Linked DNA regions of Homo sapiens: regions 2, 3 and 4 are each linked to region 1. A link is a loop called in an ENCODE intact Hi-C map of the cell type or tissue named here. Cell type or tissue: Panc1. All regions are shown on one strand. Each heading gives the region's core, and the rest is flanking DNA. Links, peaks and the distances in the headings are about the cores only.

Region 1 (7,623 bases), core at 1,697-5,696:
ATCAACCAATATCTCAATAAACTAGGAATGGAGGGAATTTCCTCAACTTGATAAAGAACATCTGTAAAAAACTTATAGCTAACATCATACTTAATGATGAGAAACTAGATGCTTTCTCACTAAGATCAGGAATAAGGCAAGGATGTCTCCTCTCACTACCCCTATTCAATATCATACTGTAAGTCCTAGATAATGTAAAAAGACATGAAAAGTAAATCAAAGGTATACCAACTGGAAGGGAAGAAATAAAATTGTTTTCAGATGACATGATTGTCTATGTGGAAAATCCCAAGGAATCAACAAAAAAATCCTAATACTAATAAGCAACCTTACTCATAGCAAAGTTGCAGGATATAAGGTTAATAAAAAGTCAATTTTTTCCCTATATACCAGGAATGAATAATTGAAATTTAAAGTTAAAAATATAATACTATTCAGATTAGCTCCAAAAAGAAATAAACAGGTATAAATTTTACAGAATATGTCCAAAATCTATGTGAGGAAAAGTACAAAACTCTGATGAAAGAAATCAAAGAAAATCTAAATAAATGAAAAGATACTCCATATACAATGAAAGGAAGACTCAATATTAAGATGTCATTTCCTCCTAACTTCATCTATGGATTCAATGGAATCCTAATAAAATCTCAACAAGTTACTTTGTGGATGTTGACAAACTGATTCTAAAGTTTATTTGAAAAGTCAAAAGACCCAGAATAAAAACATATTGAAGGAGAAAAGCAAAGTCAGCAGGTCGACATAGCTGGACTTCAAAACTTACTATGAAGCTACAGTATTCAAAACAGTGTGGTACTGGTGAAAGAACAGGCAAATAGACCAATGGAATGGAACAGGGAGCCCAGAAATAGACTCACATGAATGTAGTCAACTGATCTTTGACGAAGGACAAAGGCAATTCAATAGAAAAAAACCCAATCTTTTCAACAAATGCTACTGGAATAATTGAATACCCATGAGTAAAAAAAATAAAATAAAATGAAAAAGATTCCAAACACAGACCTTGCACCCTTCACAAAAATTAACTCAAAATGGATCATAGACGTACATGCAAAATGCAAAACTGTAGAACAGCTGGAAGATAACACAGGAGAAACTCTTAAGTGACTTTGACTTTTTTATATACAATACCAAAAACACTATTCATGAAAGAAAAATTGAGAAGTTGGACTTTATTAAAATTAAAAACTTCTGCTTTGTGAAAGACACTTTTAAGAGAAGGAAGAAACAGCCACTGACTGGGAAAAAAATTTCTGCCACCATATCTGATAAAGGGCTAGTATCCAAAATATACAAAGAACTCCTTTTAAAACTCAAAAATACAAAAGCAAATGACCCAACTAAAATATGAGCAAAAGATCTGAACAGACGCCTCACCAAAAAATAAACATACAGGAGATACTCAACATCATTTGTCATTTAGAGAACTGTACATTAAAACAATGAGATACCACTATACACATTATACATTTGTCAAAGCCCATAGAATGTGTAACACAAACAGTGACCCCTAATGTAAATTATGGGCTATCGTTAGTATTGCCGTATCAGTAGTGCATCAGTTGTAACAAATATACCACACTAATGCAAGATGTTAAAAATAGGTGAAAATATATGTGTGTATATGGGCAAAGGGAATAGACAGGAATTCTCAATATTCTGATCAGTTTTCTATAAACCTAAAGCCTAACATTATAAACAAAAAATATGTGAAATTGCTTTTCACTTGAATATACATTGTAGAAATATGCAATGTATTTTATATGCACCGTAGAACATTATGCATTATTTCTTGACCCTTTGAAAGTTTTTAATCTATGGAATGTATTGATTGATTTTCAGTTTTGACTGAAAATGGCAAAGTTAAGCCCTCACACAATGCAATAAATTCACAAAGGCAGTAGAGATTTGCTACTTAATTCAATCTTGCCTTTTTGTTTGATTCAGAGTCAAAATATAATTGTAAGTGATAGTCCCATTTAGTATAGTAAAGATAGGAGTTTAGTGTGATTATGACTGGTAGAGTAACATAACAATTTGAGTTCAGTTCTGGTTCAACTAAATTGCCATTTCAAATCAATTTTGTGGTTTTATTTTAATTACGTTTGACTCACCACATGCAGTTTTCACCATATGCACTTTGCAATAAACCAGGATAAATTCCAAAAGGCGCTAGCGCATCTCAGCTGTTACAGTTCAAGTTCAGTTGCAACTTAATACAATAGAAACCTTTCTTCCTTTCATAAAAGTTTCTCATGGCTGAATGCATTTTGCATAATTAGCCAACTGTTTGGAAATTTTCATGGGACTTTTTCATTTATTTTAATTAAATTTCAAAATCCAAATCATTATCAGCTTTCATGTGTCTTCATCATAAATTTTTCATAGTAATTCTTAGATTTATTTGATAATTTTCATTTTAAATCAAGATTCCCATAAGATATTTTTGGCAACCAAGTCAAAGCTGCCTAAGGAAATGTGAAAGTTAGAAGAGATTTTTATCTATAATCTCATGTTTTATTTCATTAATGATTAAAATTAATACATTTATATGACAGTTTAACATTGGGTTTTTCTTTTAATACTGGACACTAGGTCTTCTAGTTTCTACATAGTAAATATGATTATAGTGAGTTACACCTTTTTTGTTGTTGTCTGAAGACTGTCATAATATCTTTATCTTCATATTTATTCATCAGCTCATTCATCTACACTAAAAGAATCCTTAATGTCATATGTCATGGAAACTTTAAAAAACCTGAAAATTTCAGAATACATGACTCATAAAACATGTGAGAAAAAGAATCCTATATACAAGACAATGATCGTATAAAATGACATTGTTTTGGCAAATCTGGAACACAGATGAGAACTTTTGAATCAAAATTATTGACACTTTTTACATTACTTAATTTTATTTCACGTAAAAGTTGAAAGAGAATTAATAATGTGTTTAAAACTAAAAACTGAACATGCACAAATATACGGAAACTTCTGCTTTCACTGTAGATTCAATGCAAACTCAATCTTAGTGTATTTTAAAATTATGCAGAATCTTCCTAGATTTGAAAAATATCACTTTTTATTTGCACTTTGATATGAGCTAGTCTAATGATAAAAGCATACTATAAATTTTTAAGCATAAAATTGAATACATATGTATATATACTTTATATTAACACATACATGAATGCATCCTACTTTAAATGATGTTTTAATACAATTGTTAAAAGGATTGACAACTTTCAGGAATAATTATGCTTAAGATTTAAATTCAAAATACTAGACTTTACAATTACAATCTAAGCTTGAGTTAGAGATCCTCCACTGGGTGGCAGAAGCATACCAGGAATATTCACAAATAGACCCTGGCTCAGGGAATGTGTTGTCAGTGTGTGGATGTTACCTAGGAGAATATGCTGATGCCCCTAAGAAGGTCATGCACTGACCAGTTATTTCTTCAGCTGTGTCCATGTGTTGGCACTGAGCTACTATGTTCTCCCACCTGGTATCCCTTGTGGTGAACCAGGCACATTTGCCAGATGCCTGGTAGAGGGAGATACTCCAAGCTCTGGCTAACAGGGCTTTCTCTGTGAGAGGCTGAGGCACCTGCATGGGGGAAAAACAAAAAGCAAAACAAAACAAAAAACAAAAACTTAATGCCTGGACTTACTATTTCCCTGGTGAGTTCAAGAACCCAGACTCTCTTTGGCGGGGGAGGGGGGGGGTCCCTGTTTTGTTGATATTAATTACACCATATATAAATTCAAAGTGAAGTTTTTGAATTTACTCGGGCAATTAAGGAAGGACCAAGAAAAAGATGTTTGTAATAATTTTAAACAAAAGCAGAGTAACAGGCAAGAAAATATCTAACTTTAGAGATAACACCTTGACTGAACTCATTTCTTCATCCCATTGAAAATACTCTTTATTTTTAATTTTTATTTTTTTGAGACAGAGTCTCATTCTGCGGCCCAGGCTGGAGTGCAGTAGTGTGATCTCAGCTCACTGCAACCTCCACGTCCCGGGTTCAAGCTATTCTCCTGCCTCAGCCTCCCGAGTAGCTCAGATTACAGGCGTGTACCACCACACCCAGATAATTTTTGTGTTTTTAGCAGAGACAGGGTTTCACTACGTTGGCCAGGCTGGTCTCGAACTCCTAAAACTCAGGTGATCTGCCCACCTTGGCCTCCCAAAGTGCTGGGATTACAGGCACCACACCCGGCCTGAAAATAGTCTTTACATGTAAGATGATAAACCATGGTGAAGTAGTGGTTTGTATCTTCAGCATTAGGGAACGAATTGTGATTATTTTAAAATGGGGATTGCTGCCAAGCTACTGACTAACAGGAGATAACTTATTTTAGAAGTCAAGATAGAGTGACATCCTCTAACACAGGACTTTTCACAGTATAGTACATGTAAGAATCCCTTGGGGTTCTTGCTACAATGCCGAGTCTGATTCAGTAGCTGTGCCAGTTACAGCTATTGCCTCTCAACTCCAAACCCACCCTCCTAAGCTCTGCTTTGTGGTGTTGGAGCTAGACTCTGCGACCCGCATTTTGGCTCTTAGTCTCCCTCTAGCACCCACTACTTTGTGCTCAGCTTTTGCAGTAGTGGGTGCCAGGGGGAGACTGCAAGGCCAGAAGTGGGAGAAGGCATCCGCCTGTTTGCAGCTTCTGTATCATCCCAGCAATGCTGCTTCAGTCTGGCAGCAGCGGTTCCTTTCTGTGGTAGCAGCTTCCAGTTTGCAGTTTTTTTTCCAGTGCTCTCAAAATGAACTTCACCTTGCCCCTTCAAACACCCCAGCACTGGCCAAGAAACTGCCCCTTTCTCAGGGATCCAATCTCTTTCTTTTTGTTCCCCTAACTCTAGAGTTGGAGCTGCTTTCTGCAATTGTTACCTCCATAATATATTGTTAGAGTTTTACTTTTACTCTTTCAATTACCTAGTTAACTTTATCCCTAGTTAACAGTTCTTTATACAAGATTCTCACTGTTCAGATAACTGCTGTGGTTTCTTTCCCTTCCCTTGACCCTGAGTGATGCAGTAGGTCTGAGGTGGGGCCCAAGATTCTGCATTTCTGACAAGCTCCCGGGTAATGCCCAGTCGCTGGTCCATGGATCACATTTTTAGTGGCAAGCAGAAGTGCTATTCAAAGGTGTAGAGAAGTGGTTCTCGATATTTGGCTGCACATTTGAATCACCTGGGAGCTTTAGGCAAATAGGAATGGCCATATGTCACCTCAAGTGAGCTTGATTTAGTTGGTTTGAGGTGTTGCCTAAGCATTGGGTTGTCAGTGGGTTGTTAAAATCTTCCTGGCCGGGCGTGGTGGCTCACGCCTGTAATCCCAGCACTTTTGGAGGCTGAGGCGGGTGGATCACGAGGTCAATAGATCAAGACCATCCTGGCCAACATGGGGAAACCCCATCTCTACTAAAAATACAAAAAAATTAACTGGGCATGGTGGCATGTGCTTGTAGTCCCAGCTACTCAGGAGGCCGAGGCGGGAGAATCACTTGCACCTGGGAAGCGGAGGTTGCAGTGAGCCGAGATCATGCCACTGCACTCTAACCTGGGCAACAGAGCAAGACTTCGTCTCAAAAAAAAAAAAAAAAAATCTCCTAAGTGATTCTAATATGCATCTAGAATTGAGAATCTTTGTTCTAGAGCAATGGCTGTCAATCTGGGGGCAAATTTGTCCTCCTGAGGGGACACTTGGCAATGTCTGGAGACATTTTTGGTTGTCAGAATTAGCCGGGGGATGCTACTAGTATCAAGTGGGAAGGGGCCAGGGGTGCTGCTATGCATCCTGTAATACACAGGACAGTCTTCCATGACAAAGGATGATTCTAACCACAATATCAATAGTGCTAAGGCTGAGAAACCCTGATCTCTAGATCAGGGCAAGGTCAACCCAGCTCATCTCTTTATCTGTTTGCTAATTCATTTATTTATTCATTCTGTTGTGCCAAACCTCTGTTAACCTCAACAGGGGAGGCGCCACATTCAAGAGGCTGAAGAAGGGACCTAGAGCTGGCAAGTGAGACATGGGGTTTTAATAGGGGGTTACTTACAAAGAAGACAGTCCAGTGGCAGAGGGCTGGATTAGGAACCGCCTCATATTCAGTGGCGGTGGGCTGGACAAGGTATCAGCCTTCCTACAGTCCAATGGTGGTGGGCTACACAAGATAACTGCCCAGCCCAGTGGCTGTGGGCTGGGCAGGAAAACCAAAACCGCAACTGGTTGCAAACATCAGGCAGTTTATATAGCGTTTTCACATAATAGACTCCCCTTAACGACCTCCATCTGGCAACCTTCATTTAACCTAAAACTCAAGACCTCAATCCCCTGTACAGCCTGTGTTCCAAGAAAGGGGCCAGGGGCTAAGATGTTCCTATCAGGTAATCAATGACTCTCCAGGTTGGTATTCCCGGATTCCCTAGCTCAGAACACATATTCAGGTGCATCTAGCTATACAGGGTCATTCTAAGAGTATGGTTAAATTATTACTATCAAGGGCATTTATCCTACACACATATATCTACTGAGCATTTACTATGGGCTTTTCTAGATGCTGGAGACTACATAAAGTTTCAGAACCAGGTATTATCATAAAACCTTAGCAGAGAGAAAATAGTCCCATAATGTGCATTTTAGGTGAAGATGCACGCTCTGTTTGTTTGCTACTTATTATAGGTGCTGGAAATTAACTGTAGTTCAGTGCTTGCCAACATATGTACAAGCTGCAAGGATTCTCTCAGAACCCTTAGATGTTATGTACTTTGTCTCATTGTATATTGCTGGAAGGAACTCTGGCGTCACAAGAATGACAGTCCCAAAGTGGAGAGAAAGCTGACATGTTTATCGAAACTTTCTTTTAGCTGCTAGCATGGTGCTTAATGCATATCCTTAAGAATTGAGAAATTGGTTAATATCAGTAAGAATGAATGAGTGAACACAGTAATGAATAATTGCAACCAAGTGGGCCTGCACTGTGTCAGGAGCTTTGTTAGGCACACTTTACCTATGTTGCTTTTAGTCTCTAAAGGGGAAAATTTGTCTCCATTTTAAAGTTAATATGACCAAGACTTGGAGAATTTAAATAATATGGCAATTTTACATAGCTTAGGACTCAGAGTTTGTATCATTTTATAAAGTGATAACCCTTTAAGAATACTAAAACTTTTCATCCCAATAGGGAATTCTTGTAATTTACAGGGGCACAGACACTGTGATATACAGGTCAGAACTTTAAAATCATTGCTATGAGTATTGATAATCCTCTTTCATCACTGTACTGCTATCATTACCTCTGACACTTTTAGCACAGTATTGTCTATTCCTGTGCATCCCCAGGTTTCAGGAACCGTGAATGGCAGCTAATCATTAAAGTGCTAACTGGTTCCCAGATAGCTGGCCCTCGGGCTTCCTTGGTTTTGGCTTGTATACTCTGAACCCCCAAACAGATACTGAGTGACAGGTGATCATAAGCACCTGCCCTTTTATCTACTCTTTCTGCTCTTTCACTGGCTCTTGTATCTTGGCTGGCCCTTAGGAGGTAAGTGTAGTGTGAAAACAGGGAGTGTGACTTCAAAGTCAGC
Region 2 (7,623 bases), core at 2,212-6,211, 840 kb after region 1:
TCACTAAAGATGATTCTATATCCCACTCCAGTTAATGGACCACCCTCTATTAAGTTGTTGTTAAGCGAGAGATCTCAGTGCTTTGTTAATGGTATTTCTTTCTTCAGTCATTCCTCATTCATTTAGACAGTATTTTACCTAGTAAATTTATCTCAAATTTATTCCTTAACAACAATCTTTTTCCTTATGCTTCATTTTAAATAGTCATCACTAATGATTGGATGTATTGCACTAATTTTCTAACAAATGTTTCTACTTACATATTTCTCAGCCTCTATCCATCTCAATTATTGCTCCCTTGCTAGCAAAATTAGAAAATAAAAGTGCTGATGATGGCATGATTATTCATAAACCTTAGATAGACCTTCATTTCATAGAGAATAAAGCTCATATCCTATAGCAAGGCACAGGGCTTCCCATGATCAGGAGCTATGCTCCATCCATATCCCAAAAGCCCCTACAATAAACATCTCATTAAAATCTTCTGGCCAGGCGCGGTGGCTCACGCCTGTAATCCCAGCACTTTGGGAGGCCGAGGTCAGGAGATCGAGACCATCCTGGCTAACGCGGTGAAACCCCGTCTCTACTAAAAATACAAAAAAATTAGCCAGACGTGGTGGCGGGCGCCTGTAGTCCCAGCTGCTGGTAAGGCTGAGGCAGGAGAATGGCGTGAACCTGGGAGGTGGAGCTTGCAGTGAGCCGAGATTGCACCACTGCGCTCCAGCCTGGGCGACAGAGCGAGATTCCGTCTCAAAAACAAAACAAAACCAACAACAAACAACAACAACAACAACAAACTTCTTAGTACATGCTTGGCATGTTCATCGTATGTATGATTTTCCACATTGCTTCTTCTCTGTAGAATACCTCTTCCCACATCCTCTCCCCACCCTTGTCAATATCCTTCAAAGCCCAATTCAGAGGCAAACTATAACAACATTTTCACTATCCCTCCTCTCCTCCACCCCTTCCTTGCTCCACCACAAAATATACAAACCATCTCACTGGTGTTTCTGAATAGCTTTGTTTATAATTCTCATAATAGCTATGACATTCTACTTTGTATTAAAGTTCTTTGTATTAATGAATATCTTCTCTGCCAAGTCATTAACTTAATGATGCTAGTTACTAGTCTTTGTTTCCCAGCAACAGTAGCCAACTCAGGCTACCGTAAACAAAAAAGGAAAATTTATTATGAAGACACAGGGGTGTCTCAGGAAACTTCTTGGAGAAATTATGCACACAAGTCAAGAACAGAGATTTAGAAAGAAGTCTTTTTTTACCTGATTCTGAATCTCAGCTTTACCTTTTGCCAAACATGTAACATTATATATGATCATATTAAACATTCTATGCCTCAGTTTCCTCAATTAAAAAATGAGGATGATAATAATAGTACCCACTTCCAAAAACAAAGCTGGTAAGGGAATGAAGCTGGACCTCAGGAAGGACTGAAAATCTGTCAGAAATTCAGGCCATGTTTCTCTGATTCACCTATGCTTCACTTCTCATTTTACTAGAGATTGAATTTCTCTGCTCTCCGTTATTCATGGAAAAAGTTACTGGTCCACAGTTCATTTGCTGTACATCTCACCTCTTATAAAGACGGATTCTGTCTTTGTCTGTTCTAAGTCTGGGTGAGAAGACTGTGATTGACCAAATTTAAGTCCAATCAGCTGCAGCCAAGATTAATAAAAGAGTCATTGAGCAGTTTCCAGAAACCCTTCTTTATGAGAGGCACTTCCAAGAGGAGAAGGTTTAAGGAGAAAACAAGATAGGTAGTGATCCACTCAAATGTTCCTTTATTTTTGTGTCCTCAAACATGCAGTGCTGTGTCTTCAGTTTTTATAATATATAGGCCTATATGCACCTTGATCTTGATATTACATACAGTATTGTGCCATACTCATTATTTGTTCAATTATGCCTTCAAGAATATTTGAATAATAACTTATTATGTTCTAGGTATTATGCCATATGCTGAAGGTATAATGGAATGAGATAAAGTGAAATTCCAGACATCATGAAGCTAATATATACTGCCTGCTGCTTTTGCTATTTTCAAAAATCTGGTCTGTACATTCTCACAAGCCATCACTAGCTTATTAATATTTATAACATTGCTCATTCTTTGTCAGAACCACTGTTTTCAATTCTTTTGTCTTTTAATACACTTAAAAAAACTTATTAACATTTAGTTGTATTTTCACAACATTAGGTATGTCTCCCACTAACATCTACCTTGGAACTGGAAGTTATTTACCTCCTACCTCCTAGTGAAATTCCAGGAACAGAAAGGCCTAAGTTCTAAGTTCTATATACATCACTATAACTGCCTATAACTGACCACCTAAGTGACTTTTTTTGTTTTTGTTTTTGTTTTTGTTTTTGTTTTTTTGGAGATGGAATCTCACTCTGTTGCCCAGGCAGGAGTGCAATGGCGCGATCTCAGCATACACCACCGTGCCCGGCTAATTTTTGTATTTTTAGTGGAGACGGGGTTTTGCCATGTTGGCCAGGCTGGTCTTGAACTCCTGACCTCAGGTGATCCACCCGCCTCAGTCTCCCAAAGTGCTGGGATTACAGGTGTGAGCCACCGCGCCCAGCCCTATGTAACTTTTGATAACCTCCAAAAGTTCTTTGTTAAGAACTATGGGGCCTAATTCATTTTAAATCAATCAATCATTAAACATATAAGGGATTTTGGCTAAATTATCTAGTTGTAAAAGTCTGTGATTTGCAGATTAGTATGAAAAATACATGGGGACCTCCACCTGAATAGATATTGTCAGAACAATATTGTTTGTGGTCTCTCTCATTCTCTTCCTACTTCTCTTCCCCATAACCATTAGCTCCATCCCCTTCTCTTTGTGCACACACTGAAGACTATTGTGAGAGCAGGGCCTGGCTGAGTCCAAAAGAAGCAAGTGTTAGGGAGCTAGAAATGAGATGAACTCTTTGTATGACTCTCAGCCAATGAACTCAATTACTGTGTTTTTGAGATTGGTTATTTGTTTTCTACAAAAGCTTCAGGGCCCTTGTTCCTTTAACATATCTCTGTTAAGGGATATATGTATTGTCTCTCCTTACACCCTAACTCAAAGGACAGTTTTTTCTATTTATTTCCTGGCTCACCTCCTTGTTTCTGCCCTGGTCCCAAAACTTATCCTAATCTATAAGATTTTTTCTTTGTTAATTTTCTCCTCTATTCATGGCATCATCCCTTACTTCCATTTAATTAGCTCTGTCTTTTATGGTTTTCTACTTATATTTCTCACATAACCTAGATATCTCTCTGTTCACATACCCCCCTCAACTTCTTCCTCAACTCTCTTCTTCCTTTTATCACATGTCCTCTGTCTGCCTCCACATCTTTGTTATATACTTTTAAAATCCAGCATTTTGCTATGTGCCAACCTATGTGATAAGCACATTCCATGAAAGATCTCATAGAATCCTCAACAAGCCTGTTAATTGGTACTATTATACTCATTTTACAGTTGAGGGAACAGAGGTTGAACAAACATTATCAAAATCACACAGTTAAAATGGCACAACAGGTTCAAATGGAAGTCTGTCTTCTGAAACTGACTTCTTAAGCAGTAGGCTGTATGCTCTTCGTTTGTTTTGAAATCTTCTGCCAGCTCTATCCTGTCCTCCCATTCTGCTGAAATGATCAACTTCAAAATTTGTCAATGGCATAAATCCAGTGGATTTTCTCAGCTGTCATTTTCCTTAACCATCTGTTGCACTCATCACTGTGGTATGTATTTGGAGAAACGTTTTCTACCCTGGCTTGTGACATTGAACTTCCTCCTGAACTCCTTGTCTCTTTCATTAACTCATCTTCTTTCTCCCACCTCCAAAAAGTGAGTGTTCACCAAAACCCAGGATTTGAACCTCTGCCATTTTTATTCTAGCCAAGTTCCTTCAGGGAACTCAGAAATGGAATAAGTCAAGATGAGATCATTTTTTCCTTATTTTTAATTGCTCTAAGAGATAACTGACTAACTAAAGTAAAAAAAAAATAGTAGCAATATATTATCAGTTTATTTATGTAAAAGTAACAGGGAAACACGAGCACAAAGGCTGCATGGAAGGAATTGAGAATATACTGTTAGCAGCTCCTTCCCTGTGTGTGACTGGTTATTTGAAGATAGATTATGGTTAATTAAAGATGTGTATTGTAAATGAGATGACAACTACTAAACAATTTAAAGAAATCTAAATACTAAGTCAACAGAAGAGATCCAATAAAATCGTAAAACGTTCAATTAGCAGAAGAGAAGGCAGAAAAGAGGAAAAAAATTAAAAGTGTGGAACAAATAGAAAGCAGCCAGCAAAGTGGCAGATTTTAATCTAACCTTTTATCAATTGGTATATCCGTTCCAATTGGCTATGCTGATATAAAAACACACTTCGAAATGAATAATGACTCCAACACATAGATGTTTGTTTCTCACTGATTTAACAGCCCACCACACATGTTCCTGGTAAATGAGTGTGTTGTCTCCTCCAAGTGGTCATTGAGGAACTCAGGCTGCTTCCACCTTGTGGCTCACCACTCCCTAAGGCCTCAATGTCATCTGCGTTTGGCTATTAAAGAAGAAGAATGCTTGTAGTCTCTAAGAAGACTGGTTTTAGAAATGGCCTGTTTCACTTTGCTTGCATGCCATTGGCTAGACTGTAGTCACATATCCATACCTAAGTACAGGGCAGCTTGGTAATATCAGCTAGCTGAGGGTCCTGGAAGAAGAAACAGATTTTTGGTAATAAACTAGCTCTATCTGCCACAGATAAACAGTTCAGCCACAAGGTTAGAAATTTTCACAATGTTTTTATCCATAAAAACCATCTTGGAGTTTGAAACAATAAATATACTTTACAAGAAAAATTCAGTTTCCTTTTTAGGTGCTACCTTTTTGCATTTTTAAATAGGACATCAGGTGATTCCAAAACTTAGATGATATCATTCTGAGAAATACTGAACAAGGCATGAGGGAGCCACTGTGACTGAAGCTGGATATGTTAACATCTGAGATGTTTCCAGGAAGATCTGTTGTCTCTTGCCACTCAAGTGTGTTCTGGGGGCCAGTAGTATTGGCATAATTCAGGATTGTAAATAATGCAGCATCCCAGGTACCACCTCAGACCTATTAAGTGAAACCATATGTTCATTACAGTTTCAGGAGCACTGGTCTAATTATTTTATGCCAAGATGTTAGAGAATGTGGATGGCTGTAGAAGTAAAGTGATAGGAGCATTATCCAATCAACAACAGGCAAAAGCAGATGATTCTGAGAAGAATCATCTACAGAATTTGAATGGAATTCAAGCCATGTGAGCCTGAGATAGACCAGAATACTTCTGGGGGTATGATACTGGCAAAAGAAGGAAATGACTATGAAAAAAAGTAGATAGACCTTTATTAATAAAGTTCATTTGTCCTAAATATATGAGTGGTATATATTTATTATAGAGGATTGGAAAAAAATCTAGAAGCACAAATAAATGGAACTATAGTTAGTATCCTTTTCTTTTATCTTCCATTTTCTCCTATTCATTTTTTCATATTATGTATTTTTGTATATATAGTACTGTTTATATATTTATATATTTATATTTTTGTATATATAATATTGTATTATACAGAAATATTTTACTATTTCATGATAGCCAATCTTATGTAATTTATCAACTCTGTCTCTATTTTTCAACATTTAACCTATGAACTTATTTTCACTGTTAATATTGAGTAACATTACAAAAAATATTCATCCTTGAACATCAATCTATCTGAATATTTCTGGCTGTCTTCTTGGGCTAGCTTCCTAGAAATACAATCACTAGGACAACAAATATTTACTTTCTGAAGTTGTTTGCTAATGTTGCTAACTTGTGTGGAAACTTTTCAGAAAGTCTCATAAGAAAAGGAAGCCTTTTGATTTGTCGATGTTCTTCTTCTAATTCACACCCTGCCTCCTGGAGTTGTTATATGGATTCAATGAATCAATGCATGTAAAGTGTTTAGTAATATGTCCGGCATATCGTCAGTATTTTGTTAACTATTAATATTGTGCAGTAGCACACAGTTGTTAAACCTGGATTTGCATTCTTACCTTGCCTCATACTAACCATATGAAGCAGGACATATCACTTGCCCTTCATGAACCTCAGTTTACTCATGAGTAAAATGGGCATGTGTTACTAACCACTTCAGGTTGACTTTGTGGAGCTTTATCATATGTGAAGCACATGGTACAATCCTTGTGAAAAAGTAAGCAATTCAGCAAATGTTTGCTAATAGTATTTATTATTTTTAGTCTTAAAGAAATTGAAAATTTTCTTGCTTTTTTTTTCCTTACTTCCTTCAGTGTACACACTCCCATTTCTATCTCAATTTGAATATGTCCAGTGAAGGTAGAAATATAATCTATCTCCTTTTGAAGGCAAGGAGGAGTGAAGCATTTAGGAATACTAGTTTTAAAGATGAGAAGTCTAATTATTTTGATTAATAATCACATTAGCTTAGTCATTCCTCAACATAGCTCTCTCTCTTTGCATCTATATATAATCCTATTATTTACTTACCAATTTTTATATATACTCCTGTTTACTAAAACATTGACATTATTCATGTAGGCTAACTGTTCATTATCTATGGCTTACCTATCACGTATATTATGTTCACAATACACATCAATGGCAAGTAGGGTTCTCTCTCAGGTGGTACAGTAGCTCATATAGTATCTATTTAGAGTCTTGGTTGAGAAGCAAACATCTGGGCTTATTGGAAATAAGCGTGGCCACTGAACTACGAGTAATACTTCATGTATGGGTAATTTCAGTCCTTTGGTAGAGTGAATAGTAGCTATGAGAAACAAGTTGAGAATAAAAATATTGGAAAATAAGCATATTTTGATATTTTATTCTATATGAATATTCATGTTAAAATGAATAATTTTCACTTTCAGAAATTTTATTTTAAATTAAATCTAACATTACTATAGATTATTAAATAAAATACTGATCTTAGGGGATAAAAAATGTAGATGACTTCAAAAATAATAATCCAGATCTAATTGTTTTTTGGGACTTTAGTAACCTCAATAACTAAAATTTTAGGTTTCATAAAATATTTTGAAAACATGAATATATAGATTAGAAATTTTGCAAGATGATTTTTTACTCCCTTTATTGTTGTATGTATTCATTTTATTTGGGTTATAAGACCATACAGCAACAAGAAAAAGTTGTGATGGTACTTTTAGTTAGCATATCAGCAACATCAGACCATTAGAACATCATACAGAATCAATACTCCCCAGAGCTCACCTAAGATTAGAATACAGACATGATATGTTTATGACATATCTACAGGCAATTTGCTCTCCTCCAGAAAAAGTTGCCACTAACATTTTATTCATTTCTCTCTGGCCTTAGGTCCAAGCACATATGCAGAGAGCTCAAGTAGACGGAGCACACATAACTGAATTCACCAGGTTTATGGTATCCTGGGCCATTGAGTTAATAGCTTTAATTGTGAACTTAGAGAAAATGAGAAGCCAAGGACATCTCAGTCCTTAGAGTTATAATTATATAAATGTATTTATATATGTTATA
Region 3 (7,623 bases), core at 2,467-6,466, 1.0 Mb after region 1:
CAAATATCCAGAAAATTTTCAGTTTCATAATCTATATAAGAAAGAACAAAAACTGAAGGGGGAAAAATACTGTAGAAGCTATTCCTTGTCTTTAAATTATGGAGGAGATATTGGAGAACTATGAGAATGAATGAATCACTTTTATTAGTGTGAATGGCAGTATTGCGAATCATTTCTTCTCTCTTAGCCTCAGCTACGCACTGAGTTATCAGTGATTAAATGAGAAGATGAATGTTCACGGGCCCAGCACAATAGCAGTCACATAATGAGTTATCAGTGATTATCAGTTGCCTCCTCTAACTCACTTTTATCCTCCATACTAGGACTTTGACCTGGTTCTGTGACTTCTGCTTCAAACACTTCTCATTACAACTTCCTCATAGCCTTTACCTGCTTAGTGCGAGGTTCAGAGCTTTAGTCATTGTGCTAGATTTTTTTTTAAATAGAACAAAATTATTTCTCATCAATCTAATTTGTTGCCTTTTTTTTAAACCTATGCAAACCAGAAGGCCAAAGATCAAGTTGGAAGATGCAGAAGCTTTATTAAATATGCCACAAAATGAATTTCTATTCTTCCACATAAAATCACCATATATTTGAAGATAGAAATAACAAAGAAATCGCCAATGAGTTGGAGATTAAGGCAATGTAAAAAGGTAGCTAATTAAAACATAATTCTAAAAGTCAGTCGGGCAAAATGTGAATAAACAATAGTGATTTAAATGACTTTTATAATTATATTGATTCCATAAACAGATACAAATTGTATAAGTTACACATATATGTATGTGTGTATCATTTAACTTATGTGTTATTTTGGAGTAATACTATTTTTGGTAGTCAGTGGGAAATATTGAGATAAATCCAAGAGATGATACTCACAAGAGAAACGTAAATATAGTAAAATATCTAAAAGTGAATAGATCCCAATTCTGTCTCAATTAGGCTACACATTTTGGCAAAGGAATAATATAGCAAGGCAAAACAGAACAAAGTATTTTATATTTTTGTAAATCATGAGTTTAAAGTATGTCATGTAAGATTTTGTGTTATTGATTTCTCAGAATGTTTACTTTTCTTCTATTATAACATTTCTTATACGTTTGACATGGAAAAATCAGTTCATTTTCTCTGATGAGTTCAGTAACAAATACTTTGCCTCAAAAGAGAAGAAACTCAAGATAAATCAGGTCAGGGAAAAAATACAACTCACATAGCAACTAAACTCCTCATATAGTTGAAGAGTGTTCATTGATTCCTCATCCTTGGTTACAATTGTGGCTTATGGAAGAACAGTTGAAAACTCACCACTGAGAAAATTATAAATAATTGGATTCGCAGCACTATTGGCATATACAAGCCAGTGTGAAAAGGTAAACCAGGCATACACAGTCTCTCTGTCTTCAGTATGGGCAAACATCCCAAATACTCTGCAGGAAAAGAAACAACAGAAAAGTGTCTTTTAAATAATTAAATTCAAAGGTGAACAAGGCTATTGGTAGAGGATGGTCTGACTCCTGTCCTCTTCAGTTGCAGGAATTGACCACAGATTGGTTTCTGACCCCATAATTGGTTTAGAATAACTTCAGTGCCTGAACAGAACCTCCACAGCACAATCAATAAATCAAAAGCCAAATCAGGTCAGAGAAGGGTCTCTCCCTCCCACAAATAGCAGATGCAGTATTTCTTGTAAATAAGAATATGGAAGTTGAATATATATCTTCTTTATTTCATTTTCTTTCTAAATACAATTGAATAATGTTGTATTAATATTCTATTATGTGTATCATTTAAAAATCACTCCTAAATGATAGTCTTCAAGTACTTCTTCCTACTTTCATTTATGTATTGATCAAAGTATCATATGCCTTCAACTCCAATCTTCCTGGACTATCTGAAACTTGCCTTCTGGGACTCCTTAATACCCAGAGAAGAAACAGTTCTCGATGGGCAGAATTTTGGTAATTTTTAAAAATTAATGAGTGTTAATTTTTCATGTATTATTTTAAACTTTAAAAAATGTTTTGTTATGCTATCCTTAAAGACTATTAAAAAATTTTCTCCATACTTAGAAATATTCCATCTATAAATTCTAATCACTAACCTATAACAGATAACTTACAGCTACTCAATAAGATTATAGGCCAAAAATCATATATATTTCCTGCTAAAGTCTCCATCTTCGATTGTCTGTATCAGTGTGTGTGTGTGTGTGTGTGTGTGTGTGTGTGTTACAGCAAGAAGGCATGACAACAATGCATTTCTGGTATAAGGTGTACCTTATACCATTTCTGGTATAAAGAGTACTAGAGTTTTACAAAAATACTATATAGAGTGAAATAATACGGACAAAAGAAATTTGTACTATGTTATGACCCTTTACCTCAAAATGTCTTTGAAATCTTGGACAAACCTGAACTGTTGTAAAGAAATTGCTTTTGACTAATTCGGCAAAAAGTTAAGTTTTAAGGAGAAAAAGCTAGGAATGGTTTTTGTGGGAGAAAGAAAAAACAAATTTCATATGCAAGGATAAATAAATATAAGCATTTGAAAAAAAATGTGTGTGGTAACAAGAAAAACAATTTTCAAGTTCTTTTTTTCAAAAGTTTTTATGTTGTGGAAAAGAGTAGAATGCCCCAAAACTTGAAATATCTTAAATTTAACACAGCCTTGCTCCTTTGAAAGTTATTTGTTTTCCTTGGAAAGGAAGGGATTTGAGTCAGAAGAATAAGACATATATTATTGACAAAAAAAGTAGTTGGAAATAAAAGGAAAGAGCAAGTTCTGAGATACAGGAAATCCAAATACGTAACCCAGAGAGAGGTAAATCCAATTTTCATTGAATTTAGACTGACTAAAAGAGAAAAAAGATTAGAAAGAGAAAGAAAGAATAAAACCCATCCAGTAACATAACATGTTTATAAAGTTCTTAAAAGCAGAAGAGAGTATCTAGCAGGTGGCCATAATAAATTTGTATTAAATTTCTGTTAGCAAAAATAATAATAATAATAATAATAATAATAATTAATAAGAAGCAAAGCACAAAAAGATATGGAGGGCAAAATAATTTCTATTTTCTTGTGAGCTGGCATATGTCTCAAGGACCCAGGCCACAAAAAAAATCATATATCTTTAAGGCTGTGACTGTAGTAAATAGTATCACTGAACAGAAGTTTGTTCTCCATTTCTTCTCCATTGAAAAAGCCGTTAAACCATCAAAAACAGGGGCCAAAGAGAATGAGAACCCTTTGCGGCTGATTATACCACTTCTTCTGACTCCAGCCAAAGCTGCTGTTCTTCAGAGTTCCCAGCTGTGAGGAATATAATATTGATTCTGAATCAGGCCAAAGTGAGAGGAGCAATTCTAGCTTAAGTTCGAAGCCTGTTGTAAACAAGAATTGGTATTGCCTTGGGACCAGTCTATGTGGAACAGTTTCGATAATTCCCAATAAAGTTGGCTGGCCATGAAGTTTAGTGTGTACCACTGCCTCTGCATCTGCTGCTCATGTCATGGGTCAAAATTTTTAACTTAATAGTTGTGCCTGCATTGTAGCAAATAGCATACTTTCCCTCATTGATTTTTATTACTATCTGCCCTGAGCTTCATTCAGTGACTTCAGGAAATGAATTCTTCTGTTTAGACATTCGACATACATATCTGCCTTGATGGCTTTTTTTAAAAAGTGCTCGCCAATGCACTTTTAAGTATAATTAGAATACTAACATAAGGTTCTTATCTCTTTTTATCCTTAAGATATAATTCTCTCACAATTGCCTATGTTTTTGGAAACGAAGTTTTGAAAAACCCGTTTGTTCTCATCAAGAAAGAACTGCAAGCTGTAAATGAGTTGTTACGCATTAGAACTTTGTCTGCATCTAAGGTTTAGCAACTAGCTTGAAGAGATTGGAGAAACATCTGTTTTATGTCTGCCATGCAACTGAGAATACGCATGACAAAAGCACATGTCTGAGCACTCTTAAAGGCTGTTCGCCTTACCTGCTGGTAACAACATAACTGAGTCATCTGGCCTGACAAGGTATCTAAGCAGAAAGTTTAGATTTTTCTCTGGCTTAGTTAAAAAAAAAAAAAAAGTTAATTAAGAATCAAGAAAAGGCAGGCTATTTCATTTTCAAATAACAGATAAGTTTTACCTCTTTAGCACATTGAGGATGCTAATTGGTAGATAGCAAATTGCAAATACCAAAAGCACAATCATCAACATCCGGGCTGTTTTCCTTCTGGCTCGGATCTGCTTTATTTCAGCCGCCACAGCGCTCATCCGGGACTTCGTTGGCTGTCCTGGCCCTCGAGGCTGTGAAACAGGCTGCAGGGGCTTCCATTTTCTCTGAACTACAGATGATGTTCCAGGGATCTGAAAGGAGAAGAGACAGACCCTTATTGCAATTTGACTTAGGAAAGTTCCACTTTGGGGAAGTAATTAGAAAACACAGTAAGGAAAGGCTTCCAGACGCCTGAGGTGTGGGAGGTTTGAGCGCCTGTTTCTCCAGAGCATTTGCTGACCTTAGTATGTGCTTGGCGTTAATTCAGACGAATACCAAATAGGAGTTTGTGTGGAAAAAAAAGTTAAAACATCAAAATTTTGTCAATGTCTAAAGAAAGCTGCAAGTGGAAAAGATATTTCCTTGTAAAAAGAACAAAGCTTGGGAAAGGAGAATGATAAAGGGATGTCAGCCATATTATCTTATTAGGAATTTTTGTTCAGCTCAGATACCAAAGTTTAAAGCAGAGGAAAACCCAGCAAGTAACGTCAAGCAACCTGTTATGGATTTTTCACGCATCAATACTGCCATCTGCTGCCAGAGAGATAGAACTTAACTACCTGTAGCTTTTCAGGTTTTCTGCTTCTCGAGTTCGGACAAAGCAAACCTTTGAATGAAAGGATATTTTTAAAAAATCAAGTATTTTTTGTTGTTCACTATTTGTAGTTATGAAATTGTTTGAAATCAGTTTTGTGGTCCAGCCCTTTAAAATGCACACAAACCCATTGAGGATTTTTTGCGGTCTTACATTAATATTTCAAATAGCTGGAATTTGTAACAGTAATTACACAACTTGTACTTTTCCATTTCTTTTCAAAGTTATTTGATAATAGCAGGGAATCCCTCCAAGTACAATATTCTCTTAATTGTAAGCTCATGAAGATTGATAGGGTTTAGTGAACAGAACAATAAAATTCAGCATGCATAATTTTTTAAAGAGGAAAATGTGCCAACAAACACAAGAAAAGGCCACCTTAGCTCTGTTAAGATTATTCAGCTTTTACTTTCTGTCTCTGTGCGGCAAACCAGTACTGACCAATGTGTCCTTGTGGTTTCTCAGAATAGATGTTCGATAGATTTTGTTGCTTTTTACACCACCAGATCAAAGTCTGTTCGATAATCTTTAATTTGAGAACAGAATTTTACTTATATGTCCACACAGATAAATTAATATGACATTTCCTTTGACCATTTTCTTTCTTGAAGAGGCAAATGATGTTAACAAAGACCTGCCCTTGAATGGAAAATATCGGATAAATTATTTTTCTTCTCACTCTGTATGTCTTGTCATGTAGACAATCTTTTTTACATAGTAGTGGTTCAACTCAATCTTTTAACCCACTGGTTGGGGAGAGATAGGAACTTTCTCTTCTGTGACTCTCATTTTAAAAAGCAATTTTAAAAAATAACTGAAAAGAATGAGCAATGGATGCTGGAATGTTCCAGGAGACTCCTATCATGAAAAGCCTGTATGTGTCTGCTAAATGATCTTGAACTGTCTTCTAAATGATCTCTGATAGATCAATTAAATTTTAGTGATTCTATCACTGACTGTTCCCCTGAAGGAGAGAATCTACATTCTGCATCTGATGACTTCTGCCGCCATTAGAAACAGTTTTCGGTCACCTGAGGTTGGGAGTTCATGACCAGCCTGACCAACATGAAGAAACCCCGCCTCTACTAAAAATACAAAATTAGCTGGGCGTGGTGGCACATGCCTGTAATCCCAGCTACTCAGGAGGCTGAGGCAGGAGAATCGCTTGAACCCAGGAGGTGGATGTTGCAATGAGCCGATGAGATCACACAATTACACTCCAGCCTGGGCAACAAGAGCAAAACTCCATCTCAAAAAAAAAAAAAAAATACAGTTTTCATAAAGAGAAAGCTATGGTCCCTGAAATCGGGAAAAAAAAAATGTAGTGATGCCCTTTTTAGATAATGATCTAAATAAGGATAGAAGATGCTGAATCCTGCATTCATTTTGAGGACACATAAATTTCTCCATTGATAAGCTGTCTAGAGACATGGAGAATTCAGAGAAACTCCGTATAAAATTAAGAGGAATAACTGACATTACTGAGCTCCAGGAACTATGCACTAGTAATCCTTAATGCATCCCTAAAAGTACATTATTGTAAATCTCAGAGGTTTCAATCAAGCAGGCACTGAGAAGGATTAAGTAAAATACATGCACCCCACTTTTATTTCACTATTATGAATAAACTTTATAAATCATATTTAATGCAAAAATACACCCTGAAAAATGTATTACCACAGTTATGAATTGGAAATAGCATGTACATGATGGACCTTAAAACCTACTCTGTCTTAAAAAATGTTTGTGACCAGGATAAAGTTATGAGGAAGAGGCAAACATGCTACAAACATTAAAAACATTATGAATAAACAATGAATTTGCCAACTTACATGAAATGGACAAAGCCCTTGAAAGACAAAGATGACCAAAACTGACTCTGTACTTACAAACTATGCTACAAGAAAATCTCCAGGCCCAGATAGGTCCATTAATGAATTCAATCAAACAGTAAAGAATAAATAATTCCAATCTTGTTCAGACTTTTAATGAAATGTACAGAAAATATAATATGTTCCAACAAATTTCATGAGGTCACATTTATCTTTGTAATCAAAGATATGGCAACAAAAGACAGCTAACAACTAAATATCCTTCATGAATAGAGATAAAAATCTCTTTAAAAATATGTTATCAAATTAAATCCTGCAATATATAAATAGGATAATACCATTTGCTCAATCAGATTTATTCTAGCAATGCAGTGTTGGCTTACCACTCAAAAAATCAAGTCTTCTCTCACCACTCGTACTCAACATTGTACTGGACTTTGAGCCAATACAAGAAGAAAAGAAAAATAAATAAAATGCCTACAGATTGGTTCTATTGAGAAGAAATTATTGCTTACAAAGATCATCCTAAAGAATCTACCAAAAACCCACTAGAACTTATAAAAGAATTTAGCAAGGAGCAGGTCATTAAATCAATAAACAAAAAAATCAATTATACTTCTACATACTAGCAATAAATGGAAAATTAAATTTTAAAAGTTTCAATATCAAAAGAATGTGTTTTAGGCATACATTTCATAAAATATATATATAAGTATATATATTTCATAAAATATATATATAAGTATATATATTTCATAAAATATATGTATAAGTATATATATTTCATTATATATATATATATATACTGAAAATGATGAAACATTGCAGAGAGATAATAAAGAACTCCTAAATAAATATATTCATTGTGGACATGCATTAAAAGGCTTAGTATTGTTAATATGGCAATTCTCCCCA
Region 4 (7,623 bases), core at 1,942-5,941, 310 kb after region 1:
TTGAGGGTTTCTGAGCGCCAGCAGCCCAAATCCCCAAACTATATGATATGATTTGGTTCTGTGTCCCCACCCAAATCTCATCTCAAATTGTAATCTCCATAATCCCCATGTGTTCAGGGAAGGACATGGTGGGAGGTGATTGGATCATAAGGAGCAGTTTCCCTCATGCTGTTCTCATGATAGTGAGTGAGTTCTCATGAGATCTGACGGTTTTATAAGTGTTTGACAGTTCTTCCTTGACATTCTCTCTCTTGCCTGCTGCCATGTAAGATGTGCCTGCTTTCCCTTCCTCCATGATTGTAAGTTTCCTGAGGCCTTGCCAGCCATGTGGAACTGTGAGTCAATTAAACCTCTTTTCTTTGTCAATTACCAAGTCTTGGGTAGTGTCTTCATAGCAGTGTGAAAACACACTAATAAACTATATATGCTAAAATTTCTGAACTTAACGGATCAAATACAATAATTCTATTGAAGATTCCACCACTTTCTTCCTTAAACAAAATAAACATCTCTGCCACACATTCTGAATTTGTTTGATGAAAGTAAAATTACTTACATTAAACCTTGCATTCTAGTCATAATAAGCCTTTTTAAATTCTCTAACCAGGTTATCTGAGGCTTTTATCTTCCTTGGCTGATCCCACTACTAGAATATACTTTTGTTTTTTCTGGGCTACAATAATGCTTACTCCTTTTTGGTATGCCTGCCAAGCTTTAGTGATAGTTCCTTCTAGAAGCTATCTCTGATTTCTTCAAGTGTGTTTCCTTTCTTTCCCCGTCGCTCCTTTTGCCTCATTCTATCACAGCACTAGTCACACTATTTCAGGGCTAATTATTTACTTTCTGTAAGCTCCTAGGCAGGAACCCACGTCTTATTCAATGTGATATTCCCAATATCAGTCACAATTCCCATGACTACAGCAAGACAGTCAAATAGTTTGGTTAAATGAATAACTGAACAAGTGTTGGTAATCCCTTTAGGATACCTTGAATCATATCACAGGTACTGTATAAATGCACAAGGATAACATCTAAAAACGTATCTCTTGCTCACCATAGGATGCTGTGATGAGAAGATTTTGGCTACAACAAAAACAGATGGCTCATCAAGACTGTCAAATGGGTCAGTTGGTATCCTGGGCATCACATCACAATGAATTTTGGATTTTCTTCCTAAATGAAATAAGCAGAAGTCAGTGGAGCATAAACCACCCCCTTCTGCCCCACCCCCCGCCAATGGAAATTGAGAACAAGGGTATTTGGCAAAGAAGTTTATTAAGGACTTGGTAGAACAATTATCTCCAAACTTATTTTTTCTTAAGGGATCCACCCTTGAGACGTACAATTACTGCTCTATTTAATCTTGTGACTCACTGTATCAGAGGAGGCAGAGGTGCCTCCCAAATTACGAAGCAGCTTGGAGGCAGCTGGGAAACTATTTCATGCTTCCTTATGGGTTCAAGCTATGCTGTCTGACAATTTTTCTTTGTCCTCTAGAGGTGTGTCCTTTGAGGTCTTCCTGCAGCTGGGAACCCAAAGCATTCTAAGGGCCCTGTGAGGCTTGTAGTACCCACTTTCCTTTTCCCCAACTCACATAGCATTTATTTTGGGAAAGGAGGGTCATGTTCCTCATTAGTCATATTGTTGACTGTCCCTTGGTCCCCAGCCCCAGAGTATTAAATGGATGGAATGAATCGGATTTAGGGCACTGTGCTAGAAGGATGGGCGTGGGTAGAGAGGGTGGTGGGATATCATGAGAAGCAAATGGAGTTTCAAAAAGTAGAGTGGAGAGTCTCACAGAAGAGCTCAGAAAGGCGTTGTTTTGGAGAGTGCTTGAAACAGTTAAGAAGGGAATGGGATTCAATTTCTTAGGGTTCCTTTCTTGGACTTTAAAATGTATCAGATTTAGTTCACAGCCTTGTTTCCTGTGGACATCTACATAAAGACAGCAGTGTCCACTCAGCGGCAAGATGTAAACTGCTCAATTAGCAATGGCTGATGGTTCAAGCTGGGTGTGAGAGAAGAGAACAATGAGGAGCAGGGCAGGGGAAGTCTGCAGTATATGCCAGAGGAAAGTGACTCTGGTAAGAGCCAAGAAGTGGTGTTTGAATTAGACCAATAATAAATCCATGAAAATCCATGCTGGCACAAATCAATACTAAATCTTCATTACTTACAAATTTAGTTGTAAGAAGAGAAGTTAAAGCCAAGATGAAAATGCCAAAGGAAACTAAAACACTTTAGTCAGCCTACATTTTTTTTGACTTCCTTAAGGATTCTTATACTAGCTTCTGATTCTGCATTAGCAAATTTGCGTATCAGCTTACTACTTACTGCTTAGAACCCTGTTGTCTATTGTCTTGTTAATAAATTGAGATTTCAATTACCAGAGTTACATTCCAAGAAAATGATCAAAAGATGATGAATAAAAGATTATTGTTAATCTTCATGGAAGAGAAACTCTACCTTGTTGACAGGAATTAGTTCTTTTATTTTAATCTTTGATTTCTAATTGATACCACTTGATGATGGATGTTGCTGGATGGGAGTCAAGAACAGAAAAATAGCAGAGATAGAGGTTGCATTTGTGTTTCCAATGGGAGCAGTTTTTCAGGTGACATTTTTTTCAGATTTGCTTATTATTAACCTACAGCTTCTTCTGAAAGTAGCCTCTTCCATCAAGCTGGAAGGTATTGCACTCTTTCTCTCCTTATCATCTCCAGGGAAGAAGTCTTGAAAAGGTAGACCTTCCATTAGCTTTATTTCTCTACCTCTCTTTCCTTTTTCTGCCTACAGCTCTCTGACTTCACTCTGACAGTTCACTGACATGACTATCTCCAAGGTCACATGTGACCTCCTGATGAACAAATCCAGACAGTGCTTGCAAGAATGTATTGTATATGATTTTTCTGTTCCATTTGACATCAAGAAGTCTTTGTATTTGTTGAAACTTTTCCTTTGTTTCTGCTTTTCTGATCCTTCTCCTGAGTGAATGCTCTTTGTCATTTTCTTCTCTCTTATTCTAACATGTCATTTTCTTCTCTCTTATTCTAAAATGGTACTGACTTTGGTCTTATTCTTTTTGTATCTTCTACACTTTTTCTCAGTAGATTTTTTGCTTGTTAGCTATACATAGACCCCTCTCAAAAATGCATGATCTAGTCAAAACCTTCCTTTTGAGATCTCCACAAAAATTTCTGACTGCTTTCTAGATAGTTGCACATAGATATTACACAGGTCTTCAATACAACTTGTTCTTCACAGAATTTAGCATTCTTATGCCATGTGCATAAATCTATTCCTTTTCTAGAATTGCAAATTTCATTTGATGATAGTGTTGTTTAACCAGTCCCCATGCCAGAAAGATATACAAGGTCAGTTGTCCCATCATTCTGTAGATCCAATCTGTCCCCAAGTGAAGTGGATTTTACTTCTACACCTTTCTCTCTGTGTTTTAAAAACAATACAAGTAATAGGTAATTATTGTTAAAAATTATATGACCCAGAAACATAAGGAAGAAAGAGAAAAAAATTCTCCTTGAATCTGTCTGGTCCATAAATCCCAGATTGCACAATAAAATTCTGTCCACAGCCCAAAGAAATAGCACCCCTTCAGCCACTCTTTGGGTCTGCCCTGTGCACACCCATTACATAATCTACTCTGGGTAAGATGGGCCTAGAGAAGTAGAACTACACAGGGGCTTCAGTGAATCTGTGTCTGAGACACCCAGAGTATGATGTGAAAGGTAGCCCTATTGCATTGCCCATGGGAAGGAGAGTAATCCTGGCCAGAGGGAGAAGGGTTGTTGCTGGAAGAGGCCCAGATGAAGTGCAGGGCTCAGGGCAGAGAACCCACTTGCCTAAGGGTAGCAATAGCTCATAGTGTAATGCAGGTTTCATTTGAATTAATGCAGAAATTGAGTAGGGCCGAGACTACAAATCATTTATTTTGTTTTTTATTCATTAGATATTGAGTTATTACAATAAACTGAGTCCTGTCCATGTACAGAAGAAACGACTGGTGAGAAAGCACAATTCCTGTTTTCAAGGAATTCTCATTCATACAGAACACCTTAAGGTTTTATGTAGATCTTTAGCAAAGTGGTTGGGCAGGCAGACTATAATATTAATATGGAAAAATTCAGTGGTGACTATATTTCTGTGAATATTCTCTAAGTATTATAAATAAATGTCATATTGCTAATATCAGATTTAAGGACTGTAATTATTTCAGAGTTTAAAATGAACCAAGAGTCTATTGTTATGTAAATTTTATCTTTAAGAGAAGGGAAACTTTGGGCTTTAGTTCAGGATTGCTGATATCCATTATTTTGAGTGCACTGCCCTCTGGTGGTTTGAAAAGCACTGTTTTCATTTTTGTTGGTTTTCCCTAAGGCTCCCTGGAAAGAAAAGATCTAGGGGTCTTTGTTGACAAGATTTTTGACATTGTGAATTTTCTCATTCAGATTTGTTGTTCTACTTATTCCTTTTTTTTCTTGCAAAGACTTCCATACTTATTCAAATTATGTTAAAATAAAATTGAGCAAAATAACTACCTCATGGAGAATTGTAAACAACATTCTGAGAATTGCAGAACCAGTTCTAATAAGATTTGGAGAGAAATACCTCGTTAAAACATTTTAAGATTTATCAGAATAAATAAACATGAAAGAATGGTCCAGAAACTCTGCAATGCTCACCTAAAAGAGAGGAGGCTTTCAACAAAATACAAATACAAAAAGTATTATAATACAAAAGATATTATAAAGATACCGTAGTATGAAAACCGTGGAACTACTGTCAAAATAGACATAATGATAAATAACATAGAACTAAAAAAATTACAGTTACAATTTTTTTTGGTCTTAAAAATGTAGCATTTCAAGGCTATTAGCCTATTTATCAAATAACATTAGAATAACTGTGCTGCTTGGAAAAAAATTTGAAGTGATACTTCAAGCTTACATTAAAACACTTGATATGTTGAAGTTTAAAGAAAAAAATAAAACTAGGAATATTACAGAGAAATAATTATGTTGTCTTGGGTTGTTAATGGCCTTTGAAATGACATCAAAATCACAAACTAAGAGGAAAATTTTTGTTGGTTTGTTACATAAATAATAAAATATATTGATAATAAGTAATATAGTGTATGGCATTAAAAGCAAATGCACAGAACAGAAAAAACTGCAATATATGATGGAAAAGGTACTATATAATAGTGCTGTATAAAGAACTTACATATTCATGAGAAAAATTTCAAGAAGAGCCAATTCATAAAGAAGTATTAAAGGAAAATGAACAGAAAATGCTTTATTTTGTAATCACAGGAATGCAAGTGAAAATAGCAATGCAAGATTATTTGTCACATATCAGGTTGACCAAAAAGGAAGCATTGACAAAGTTCTGGGTCATTTTGGGGAAATAGGAATTTCATATACTTGTGAATGAAGTGTAAAGCAATGTCAGCTTTTTTGAGAGTAGTATTGCAGTGCAACATGAAAATATACTTCAAACATAGCAATTCCAATTACAATAATTTTCTAAGAATGCCATCACAAATCTGAGCAAAACAATGTACTTTTAGATTGTTTACAAAGCTGGTTGAATTTTGTGTCATCTTTATCTTCTATTTTATGTTTTTATACATTAGTCTGAATTTTAAAAATTATTTCCACTAATCTTTTAAAATTTTCATGGAATTGACAAATAATAATTTTATTCATGTGTCACCTAATGACAGGGATTTCTTCTAAGAAATGTAACCTTAGGGGATTATATATCTTTAGGCATAGTATGTAAGTACAGTGTACTAAGTACTATAAACTGTAAGTATACTGTATAGTAGGTTATGAAAGTACAGTGTGTAGTAGGTTATATAAGTACAGTGTATTTACATAAACTTTAGGGCACTGTGTAGTAGGCTATGTAAGTACACTGTGTAGTCAGCTATGCCATCTAGGCTTTATGTAACTACTTTATAAACCTAGATGGCATAGTCTACTACACAACCGGATTATATGCTATAGCCTATTGCCTCTAGGCTAAAAACCTGTTCAGCATGTGACTGAATACTGTAGGCAATTACTACACAATTTGTGTATCTACACAAATCTAAACTTAGAATAGGTTATGCTCTATGATGTTATAATAACTAGCCCACTAGGCAATAGTAATTTTTCAGCTTCATTATAATGTCATGAGACCACTGTTGCATATTGGTTCATTGTTAACCAAAACATTGTTATGTGGTGCCATTACTGTATATATTATATATTTATGAGGAATAGTGAATCCTTACTATAACAAGTGTCGTGATAAATGCTGGAGGTACAATGAACAAGATGAATCCACTTAGTTGGAAGAGTTTTCTTTGCTACTTTAAAAATTAAGTAAAGCAATGTAATTACTTACATTTACTTTGGCAAATAGCTTTAAAGGGTTAATTACAGCTTTATATTGTTTGTAGAATAGAGATTCTATTAAATGTAGAATGCATGAAAAATCTCTGCAAACAATGAGCTATAGATTTTTATAGGACCTTGTGTTATATCTTTGTATCTGCATGCCTATCTTTCCAACTGTACAGTAAACTCCTTTAAGGCAACCATGTATCATTATTTTGTCCAGAACTCTTAACGCAATGGCTTCCATATGGAAATTGTTTAGCAGTTATGTGCTTTGGAGCTGAGATGAAAGCTAAAAACACATTTTGGATTAAGAACAAAGAAATCTTGACAAATTGTAAGCAATTCAGTTTTCACTCTAGTGTTAATTTAGCCCCAAATACATACATTTCAACTAGAAATCCTGTACCTTGAATTCTGCTTTTAGTTAGTTCTTTCTCAATAAAAACAAAATCACTGATAAACCTGAATCTAGTGGCAAAGTTTCTAAGTTCTGAGCTGGGATGGCCTGCATTTCTCATTTCCCAGTGTCTCCTTACGTGGGGTTCAGTTCACTTCTTCCTTCTTATTAATAAGGCAGAAAGATCTTAGTTTTTGCTAATATACTTACTCAGCATATAGTCTTTGTTAAGTAATTCCTATCAAACATTTTGTTCCCATTCTGTTTTTTTTCTGCACAATTCTACAAAGTATGGGAATTTGGTGAGGCAATGGAGAAGTACTTCAAAACTCTCTTTAGAAGCAGGGGTGTAAACTAACAGACATTTCCTGGTGGGTGACACCATCATACTTTCTTTGGAATACGATTAAAATACACCTCCTTTGGCAGCAGCAAGAGGGTTTAACCATTTTACACCAAAATTCACATAGATGACATATGTATCAGTTTGTAGGTATATACAAACTCGAGTAATCATTTATTTTGAGAAGTCCTTGTTGAGTATACAGCTATACCCAGTTTGCAAGTGTTTCTGAATTGCAAACATGTGCTTTATATTTTGAGACCTAGTGAACCACATTCCCCTAAGAATCTGCTAGCAAAAGTGTCAGAAAGCTTCTCAGCATGTTAGTTCCTCTCTGTTATTTCTAGTTAAAAGTGTTTAAAAAGAAAGATGCCTTCACCAGCAATACTGAATATCTATACTTTAACTATCACAGAAGAGGTCTTGCTGCTGTTTTGGAGAGGACCTTTTAAACCCAGCTAAAGGACAATTAT

What was found. A loop is a pair of places that touch in the nucleus more often than their neighbours do. Peaks named below come from ENCODE experiments on the same cell type or tissue, not always from the same donor. Only the 100,000 strongest peaks of a DNase experiment are listed, where the experiment ranks them.
Region 2: it touches region 1 in a loop (4-fold over the local background); 25 of 110 quality-filtered maps call a loop at or near these places.
Region 3: it touches region 1 in a loop (6-fold over the local background); 36 of 110 quality-filtered maps call a loop at or near these places.
Region 4: a loop joins it to region 1, with 19 times the contacts of the local background. A loop is called at or near these places in 96 of 110 quality-filtered maps.

Annotation. Positions count from the first base shown.
Region 1 is chr6:56,288,515-56,296,137 of GRCh38, reverse strand. It overlaps a transcript of COL21A1 not described here. Among named protein-coding and RNA genes, the nearest start is that of COL21A1, 45 kb to the right of the region's middle. In Panc1, for the core only: CTCF peaks have their summits at 3,175 and 3,382 (motif pointing right); a DNase peak (open chromatin) is centred at 3,387; H3K27ac peaks cover 853 bases.
Region 2 is chr6:55,446,326-55,453,948 of GRCh38, reverse strand. All of the region lies in intron 7 of HMGCLL1 (3-hydroxy-3-methylglutaryl-CoA lyase like 1), which reads left to right. Among named protein-coding and RNA genes, the nearest start is that of GFRAL, 120 kb to the right of the region's middle. In Panc1, for the core only: CTCF peaks have their summits at 4,353 and 4,556 (motif pointing left); a DNase peak (open chromatin) is centred at 4,500; H3K27ac peaks cover 3,569 bases.
Region 3 is chr6:55,274,130-55,281,752 of GRCh38, reverse strand. HCRTR2 (hypocretin receptor 2) reads right to left here. Exons shown (of 7, transcript NM_001384272.1): 5 at 4,153-4,373; 6 at 1,309-1,430. Among named protein-coding and RNA genes, the nearest start is that of GFRAL, 50 kb to the left of the region's middle. In Panc1, for the core only: CTCF peaks have their summits at 4,602 and 4,825 (motif pointing left); a DNase peak (open chromatin) is centred at 4,792; H3K27ac peaks cover 1,152 bases; H3K27me3 peaks cover 276 bases.
Region 4 is chr6:55,977,543-55,985,165 of GRCh38, reverse strand. LOC107986539 (a long non-coding RNA gene) reads right to left here. Exons shown (of 2, transcript XR_001743880.1): 2 at 1,054-1,173. Among named protein-coding and RNA genes, the nearest start is that of BMP5, 110 kb to the right of the region's middle. In Panc1, for the core only: CTCF peaks have their summits at 4,169 and 4,373 (motif pointing left); a DNase peak (open chromatin) is centred at 4,325; H3K27ac peaks cover 1,176 bases.